3 separate regions of the Homo sapiens genome follow, and all the other regions are linked to region 1. A link is a contact called in ENCODE Hi-C data. All regions are on one chromosome and are shown on one strand. Each heading gives the region's core, a stretch centred on a gene start or an enhancer-like site at or near the end of the contact. The rest is flanking DNA. Distances are from core to core; before and after follow the strand shown.

Region 1 (2,522 bases), core at 14-2,513:
CTGGCTAACAGTGAAAACCCGTCTCTACTAAAAAAAATAATAATAATACAAAAAATTAGCCAGGTGTGGTGGCGCCAGCAGCGCTTGTGGTCCCAGCTACTTGGGAGGCTGAGAAGTGGGATGATCGCTTGAGCCCAGGAGGTCGAGGCAGCAGTGAGCCATGACTGCATCACTGCACTCCAGCCAGCCTGGGCGACCGAGCAGGATGCGCGTGCGCGCACACACACACACACACACACACACACAGTCCCGGGCCAGTCACGGTAGTTCACGCCTGTAATCCTAGCACTTTGGGAGGCCCAGGCGGGAGAATCACTTGAGCCTAGGGGTTCAAGACCAGCCTAGGCAACATGGCAAAACCCCATTATCTCTTTTTTTTTTTTCCTGAGACAAGTCTCGCTCTGTCGCCTAGGCTGGAGTGCAATGGCACAATCTTGGCTCACTGCAACCTCCGCCTCCCAGGTTCAAGCCATTCTCCTGTCTCAGCCTCCCGAGTAGCTGGGATTACAGGTACCCGCCATCATGCTCGGCTAATTTTTGTAGACACGGGGTTTCACCATGGCCAGGCTGGTCTTGAACTCCTGACCTCAGGTGATCCGACGGCCTCGGCCTCCCAAAGTGCTGGGAGCTACAGCGCCCAGCCGGCATATTTCATTTTATTATTTGACTCCCCTAGTGAAATGTAAGCTTCACAAGGAAGGGATTCTGTCTTAGAACGGTGCCTGGAATACAACAGACGCTCAATAAGTGGGTGTCGAATAAATAAATGTCCCACGCTGAGGCTTAGGTACGTTATGATACTCATTTTACAAAAGAGAAAACTAGGACACACAAAGATTAAGTCATTGGGTCGCACACCTAGTAAGTGGGGGAGGCGAGTCCTCAGCACACGCCCAATAACAGCATTATTATGATTACTAGCCGCTTACTCAGGCCTTGAGCTAAGTGCTTTACCCTGAATCATCGCGCTCAATTTAGCAATAACCCCGAGCCGGCACCGTCGCGAACGCCACTTTCCAAAGGAGGAAGCCAGGGCCAGACGTTGCCCTGCAAGGCCGGGGCTGGGCCGGGTTCGAACCCGGACGCCTGACGCGCCCTCCGCTCTCCCAGAGGCGTTACCTTGGTGGCCCCCGCTTCCTCCCCACGGAGCCCGGCGCTCACCCCCGGGCCGGGGTCGGGGTCGTGAGCCCACAGCTCAGCCACCATCTCCGTGTGAAGAAACTCAAACAACACAGTATCCGCCATGCCCCCTCCTCGCACGCCTAAAGATGCGCCCAGCGCTTCCAGCTCTCATTGGCCAGGCTTGGTAAGCCACGCCTCTTGCGTCATGGCGCGAGCCCTCCTACTCCGGCTTCCATTGGTGTTTTAGACTAGCCCCGCCTCCCCGCCCCGGACTCAGGTGGTGTGCGCGTGAGCCTGGGACACTAGGGGGCGGGCCTACGCCTTCTCTGGCCACATGTGGCAACATCTTCTGCTCTTACTGCCGTCCCTTCCCTATTTCCGGGTTCTCGAGCATTCCTATTGGCCAAATTACTGGTTACACGTGACATACTCGGCTTTTAAAATCCCTATTGGTCCACTCCAGACTTTCCTCGTCGCACAACCTGGAAGAGCCGGCCCAGCTGTTTCTCTATTGGCGGTTCCTCCATTCATGTGACTCTTCTGCACGCTCACTCAAAGCTGATGCTGAGAACTTGCTTCCTGATTGGTAGCCGGGCGAATCCACGTGACTTGGCCGCTAATGCCCGCCCAACCCGCTCCCCTATTGGTTGAAATCACAGCCCTTCAGCTGCCACGGTGAGAACGCAGCACTCGGGTTAGGAAGCGGATCTCGCAAGCTCCGAGCGTCAGCTGCCGGGTACGGTCTTTGGCGTTAGCGCTTCTCCCATCCCATGAGTGCCCCCAGCAGAGTCCAGTCGGACTGTCATCCTTTCTGCGACTCTGGCGCTGGTCCCGAGCAGCTCACGGGCCCGTGTGCTTCCGGGTCTGAGATTGGCATGGTGGACCAGGTGGAGGGTGTGGCCTCTACTAGGAGGCAAATTCGTAAAGACCTCGGCTTGGGACTCCGGGAACTCGGGCCCCAGATCCTTGTTCGAGCTGGTCTTCAGTTTCCCCATCTGTACGCTGAAGAGCCTGGGGTCCAGTAACCCCCATCATCACCCAGTTTACAGAAGAGGAAACTGAGGCCCAGACGGGGAGCAGCTGACACCAAGTCGTTAAGAGAATCAGCGAAGGGGCTGGGAATCCAGGACCTGCGCCTTTTACCCACCGCGGCGCCGGTCTCACGTGCAGTCCCTTCGCTCTTCTCCCCTAGTTCGGTGCCATGGCGTCCCAGGGTCGTCGGCGGAGGCCCCTGCGGAGGCCGGAGACGGTGGTGCCGGGGGAGGCGACCGAGACGGATTCCGAGCGCTCTGCGTCCTCGTCGGAGGAGGAGGAGCTGTACCTGGGTCCTTCGGGCCCGACGCGCGGCCGCCCCACGGGGCTGCGGGTGGCTGGGGAAGCCGCGGAGACCGACTCGGAGC
Region 2 (2,522 bases), core at 7-2,506, 3.3 Mb before region 1:
ATGAATGTAAAACCTTGATTTAAATATATGATCTTATGCTAGAAGCATGGTTGGTTTTAATTTTTCTAACAGATACGAGTCTTGGCTTATTAATAATTAACACATTTTGCAGCCACAGTATCAGTGTGGGGTAAAATTCTAATATTTGCTCTTATGTTTTAAATTCTCAGTCTTTCCAACATAAGAAAATAGCTACACACATTTCAGTGTTTCCTTTTTGCAACAAGTTAACATAATTTTATTGGACCACGTTATTTAGTTGTTGGGCCTTGTAAGGATTAAATGAGATCATGCATGTAACACTACAGTAACAGCCACATGATAAATGTCCAAATAATATTTACCTGTGCCTGGCACAGAGCAGGCACTCAAAAAATATTTTTTAGAGCATGTGACGCGCCATGAACCAGAGGAGCCACTTTAAATGGACAAACGGGGATCTCATTTTTTTTTTTTTTTTTTAATGGTGAGACAAGCCCTGAGAAGGCAAATGGACTGCCTAAAGCTACACAGGTCAGCGGGGCAGGTAAATCTAAATTGGCAAAGTAAGGGCTGAGCGAACAGACTCCGACACTAGAAGGCAGAGCTGAACTAACTTCTGCTAAGGTCCCGCCTCTGCCGCTTTGTCCCGCCCTTATCTTCTCCCCTCCTCCAGCGCCTCATTCCCTTTTCGCTCGCCCCGGCCGTGCTGAAGCAACTTCCGCCCTGAGAAGGGTGGGGCTTCCGTCTCCCGCTCTCGCGACTCCTGGCGGTGAAGGACGGAAGATGATAGCCACATTTCTTCCTCGCCCTTCCCCTAGGTTCCCTGTCACAGTTCCGCCCTTACTACTCCCACTTCCGGCCAGGGAACAGCCACTTCCACCCGGAAAAGGGGTTGTTCCGCCGTGGGGCGCCAGCTGTGGCCCACCCATCCTGCCCCGTACTTTCGCCATCATAGTATTCTCCACCACTGTTCCTTCCAGCCACGAACGACGCAAACGAAGCCAAGTTCCCCCAGCTCCGAACAGGAGCTCTCTATCCTCTCTCTATTACACTCCGGGAGAAGGAAACGCGGGAGGAAACCCAGGCCTCCACGCGCGACCCCTTGGCCCTCCCCTTTACCTCTCCACCCCTCACTAGACACCCTCCCCTCTAGGCGGGGACGAACTTTCGCCCTGAGAGAGGCGGAGCCTCAGCGTCTACCCTCGCTCTCGCGAGCTTTCGGAACTCTCGCGAGACCCTACGCCCGACTTGTGCGCCCGGGAAACCCCGTCGTTCCCTTTCCCCTGGCTGGCAGCGCGGAGGCCGCACGGTAAGCGGGGGCTCCGAGCTGGACCGGGCGCGAGGCGGCAGGGCCGGACGCCGAAGCCTCAGAGCGCGTGCCTGAGGGCCCCGAGGCGCCCGGCGCGGGCCCGTCCCGCCCCCTAGAGCCGCGGCCACGTGCGAGCGGCAGGCCCGGACATGCCCGGTCAGCGCCGTCCGGGAACCGAGCGTGGGCCCCGGGGGGCAGCGGCGGGGTGCGTGGGGCGTCCGGAGTCCCGGGGCTGGGGAGTGGGGTCGCGCAGGATCCTCACACGCAGGGGCCGGGCTCTGTTAGTGCGATCCAGAGAGGCCGTGGGCGTCGGTGAGCTCCTTCAGACCCGCAGGAGCCGGAGCCCGGCGTTGAAGGGGCCGTGGGAAGTAACGGGGGGTACCACGGTTTAGGATGCGCTGGAGCGAAAGGATTGGGGTGGGGTCCGTGCTCTTGGCAGTCGTCTCTGCCAGGCCTGTGTTCACATGCTTGACTTTCTCCCTCAGATGCCTGGAGTTACTGTAAAAGACGTGAACCAGCAGGAGTTCGTCAGAGCTCTGGCAGCCTTCCTCAAAAAGTGAGTTTGGGGACTGAGGTTCAAAACGGGTGGAGGCTGTCGCCTTGGCCTGCCCATCTGAGCCCCAGTGTTTGCCGGTCCCTGGCAGGCGAGGCTTGTTTGGGGCCTCCGTGGCTCCTTTCAGCGTGAGGCCTGGCTTGTGTTCCGGTTCCAGCCTCTCTTTGTACTCTGGGCACAGCATAGTTGTGTTGAGGGGAGGGCATTTGGGATATGGGGTAGTTTGTGGAGATGACTGAATCGTGCTTTTCCCACTGTTTTGGTCTTAGGTCCGGGAAGCTGAAAGTCCCCGAATGGGTGGATACCGTCAAGCTGGCCAAGCACAAAGAGCTTGCTCCCTACGATGAGAACTGGTTCTACACGCGAGCTGGTGAGGAACTTAGGTCTTTGGCTGGAGAGTGGGGAGCTGGGTGACCCCTGGCACAAACCATACTTCCCTGTCTCCTCTGAGCTCTTTCCCGCCCCAAGAGGGAGAGAAACCCTTGGTTGTGTCACCACTTGCTTTGTGTGATGTGACATTCGATAACTTGGTACTCCAAGTTTTTATGACATTCTAAGAGCTTTGTGAGAGGAGGACCTGTGGCTTTGAGCCTCAGGGGAAACCAGAGACAGATGAATGTTCATATTTTGCTTACAGGTGGTTTAATCCTTTCTATATACACGGAGGCAGACTCCCTG
Region 3 (2,522 bases), core at 13-2,512, 3.1 Mb before region 1:
GATGGAGTCTCGCTCTGTCGCCCAGGCGGGAGTGCAGTGGCGTGATCTCGGCTCACTGCAACCTCGGCCTCCTGGGTGCAATCAAATCTCGAGCCTCAGCCTCCCGAGTTGCTGGGGTTACAGGCACGAGCCACCACGCCCAGCTAATGTTTTGTATTTTTAGTAAAGATGGTAGTTTCACCAGGTTGGCCAGGTGGGTCTCGAATGCCTGACTTCAAGTGAACCCGCCTCAGCGTCCCAAAATGTTGGGATTGCAGGCGTGAGCCACCACGCCCAGCCTGGAAACGTTTCTAACAGTACTGGGGCAACTCCCTCCCAAGGCCCTGAGGGGCGCAGGAACGAGGTGAGTAGGAATGGCCAGAGCCCCTTGGACACATGGGGCCCCAATCTCGAGGTGTAAGGGTCAGAGTCACCCCGGAAGGAGGTGGAGTGGAGTCCGCCCGTTACCGGCTCACTTCCTTCAGGCTCTCACCCCGATTGTCCTTCAGGTCCTCTACCCACCACACTCCCTATTTCTTCCAATGAAATTGTCCCTGCTTCTTTTTCTCCATATCCTCGCTCTCCTTGCTTCCCCTATGACATTTCTCCTCTCTCCACCTCCCAAAAGTCCCCTCGGTCTTTTCTCTGTTTCTTCCTGTTGCCTTCATTCCCCTCCTTTTAATAAAGTGAGTCTGGAACCTTGGTTTCCCTTTTCTCTCTCCATGTGACTGGTGCTGCATGCAGTTTGCCCTCTCCCCATCGCGCTAAGTGGTTTCACTTTCTCCCTCTGACCCTCGGGGAAACCACAAAGGTTCCCGTGCCTCCATTCCCCCGCTCCAGCCCTCAAGGTGCCGCGTGCCTCAATTTCCCAGGCTCTTTTCCTCCCTCTCCCTGTCCCCAACGCTGACTCCCTCACGGCGTCCCCAAAATGGCGCCCGCGGCCGCGCTCCGCCGCCTAACGTCATCGCGCCGCCCTCCGCTCAGAGTTCCCCTCTGGAGCCGTCGGAGGCGGAGTCGAGGAGGAGGAGGAGCATCCTCTAAGGAGGATTAAAGGGGCGGGCACTATCCACCCGAGGGCTGACCGGTGAGGGAACGACGCTAAAGGATTGGTTGGGCGCTGCGGGGAATCTCGACGCTCCTCACTATTGGCCCAAGCCTCAGAGACATGAACGTCGATTGGCCGAACGGCAGGGCCCGAGCGGGCAATGATTGGTTGCGTCCGGCCGTCCGTGCGGCGGCCGAGGAGGAAGGTGGGAGGGGCGTTGCTGAGGGTAGCTGGGGGCGAGAGCGAGGCTACGGAGCAGGCGAGAGGCGACGGCGAGAGCTAGAGCGGGCGCAGCGTTAGGGTGGCCGTGCAAGGGGAGCCGTGGCCCGGGCCCGGGGCGTGCGAGACGGCGGAAGCAGGTGAGCGCGAGCGGGCGCGCAGAGGCCGGCCGGGCTGCGCTCCCTGCCGCCGCGGCCTCCTCTTGCCAGGTCGCCTGCGCACTGAGGGCCTGAGGGGGTGCGCGCCGGGCAGTTAGGGCGGAGCGGCACCAACGGCCGACCCGGCGCGCGGGCAGCCGGGCGGGGGCCGGGCTGGAGCGGCGGGTGGGGAAGGGGCCTGGAGTCGCGTGCGGGGCTGAGTGAGGAGGGGCGGGGCTCGGGCTGAGGCTTTGGTGGGGCACCTGGGCGGGAAGGGGAGGCCTCAGAGCTGTCCCAAGAGGGCTCCGCGGCTCCCCAGGGTTTGGGGTAAAGGACTTGGTGGTGTGGCAAGTCCAGGACGAAGGGGCTGGGCCGGTTAGACGGCACGTGGGTGCCCAGTTAGGGGCTTAGGGCGTGAGAAAGATAATTAAGTTAATGCAGGGGAAAAATATCTAGTTCTTCCTGGAAAGAATTGGGGCGGTGAGAGGGGTTTTGGTGTGAAGACATTAGGAAATCGATATCCCCAAGGGAACGGTTTAGAGCTAAGGAGGGGTCCAGTTGTAATGGATGGGGTTAAATTAATGTGAAGAGGCCTTAAACCAATGTGTCAGGAGGTTGGGTACCCTTGGAATGCGTGGAAAGGAGTCTTTGTACAAAGAAGGATTAAGTGTATTTTAAAAGGGTGTCTGGGTGTCCCTAGAATGAGCTGGGGAAGGTAGTCTTTTTTAAGTACAGGTAATTAGGCCAAGGTGAAGATGGGATTTGGTTATTGGAAGGGGAGGAAGTAGGGTGGGAGAGATCTGTGTGCTAAAGTGAGGGGTGCCTGGGAATTCCTGGAATGAGACTGAGAGGTTGCTAAGACGCTGGGGGGTCTGAGTACCCCCAGAATAGGAGGCTGGTGAGAGGGGCTTGAGTGTGAGGAAGAGGGGTCTGTGCTGGATTAAGGTGGTGATGGAGGTTCTGTATGAGAATAGGAGGTCCGGGTATCCCTAAAGGGGGTTTGGGCAGCACGAGGGGTGTGTGTAAAAGGAGCTTAAGCCATTGTGAAAGATGGGTGTGTGGATCTTTACACAAAGAAGAGGAGTTATGTTGCTACGAAGAGGAGGGTCTGAGCATCCCTAGAATGGGTTAGGGTGGGTTGG

What was found. Hi-C counts contacts between places; a loop is a spot of excess contacts on that map. Pooled maps may share reads with other maps.
Region 2: a loop to region 1 is called in a map of naive thymus-derived CD4-positive, alpha-beta T cell, with 28 times the contacts of the local background. The contact joins the promoter of RPS19 here to the promoter of TRAPPC6A in region 1. A Hi-C loop is called at or near these places in 1 of 168 maps with a recorded cell type or tissue (naive thymus-derived CD4-positive, alpha-beta T cell), 1 of 37 single-sample maps with no recorded cell type and 5 of 50 pooled maps.
Region 3: a loop to region 1 is called in a map of naive thymus-derived CD4-positive, alpha-beta T cell, with 16 times the contacts of the local background. The contact joins the promoter of ZNF574 here to the promoter of TRAPPC6A in region 1. A Hi-C loop is called at or near these places in 1 of 168 maps with a recorded cell type or tissue (naive thymus-derived CD4-positive, alpha-beta T cell) and 9 of 50 pooled maps.

The regions. Positions count from the first base shown.
Region 1 is chr19:45,176,974-45,179,495 of GRCh38, forward strand. TRAPPC6A (trafficking protein particle complex subunit 6A) reads right to left here and starts at 1,264. Exons shown (of 6, transcript NM_001270891.2): 1 at 1,162-1,264. The coding sequence starts at 1,245. BLOC1S3 (biogenesis of lysosomal organelles complex 1 subunit 3) reads left to right here and starts at 1,811. Exons shown (of 2, transcript NM_212550.5): 1 at 1,811-1,858; 2 at 2,315-2,522. The coding sequence starts at 2,324. RefSeq lists enhancers at 642-1,585, 1,598-1,667, 1,738-2,057 and silencers at 1,018-1,237, 2,408-2,522.
Region 2 is chr19:41,858,999-41,861,520 of GRCh38, forward strand. RPS19 (ribosomal protein S19) reads left to right here and starts at 1,257. Exons shown (of 6, transcript NM_001022.4): 1 at 1,257-1,291; 2 at 1,777-1,847; 3 at 2,114-2,214. The coding sequence starts at 1,777. RefSeq lists an enhancer at 960-1,715 and silencers at 1,269-1,398, 1,459-1,578.
Region 3 is chr19:42,074,904-42,077,425 of GRCh38, forward strand. It overlaps ZNF574 (zinc finger protein 574), which reads left to right and starts at 1,263. Exons shown (of 2, transcript NM_022752.6): 1 at 1,263-1,383. RefSeq lists enhancers at 423-492, 573-622, 843-962 and silencers at 1,333-1,592, 1,603-1,682.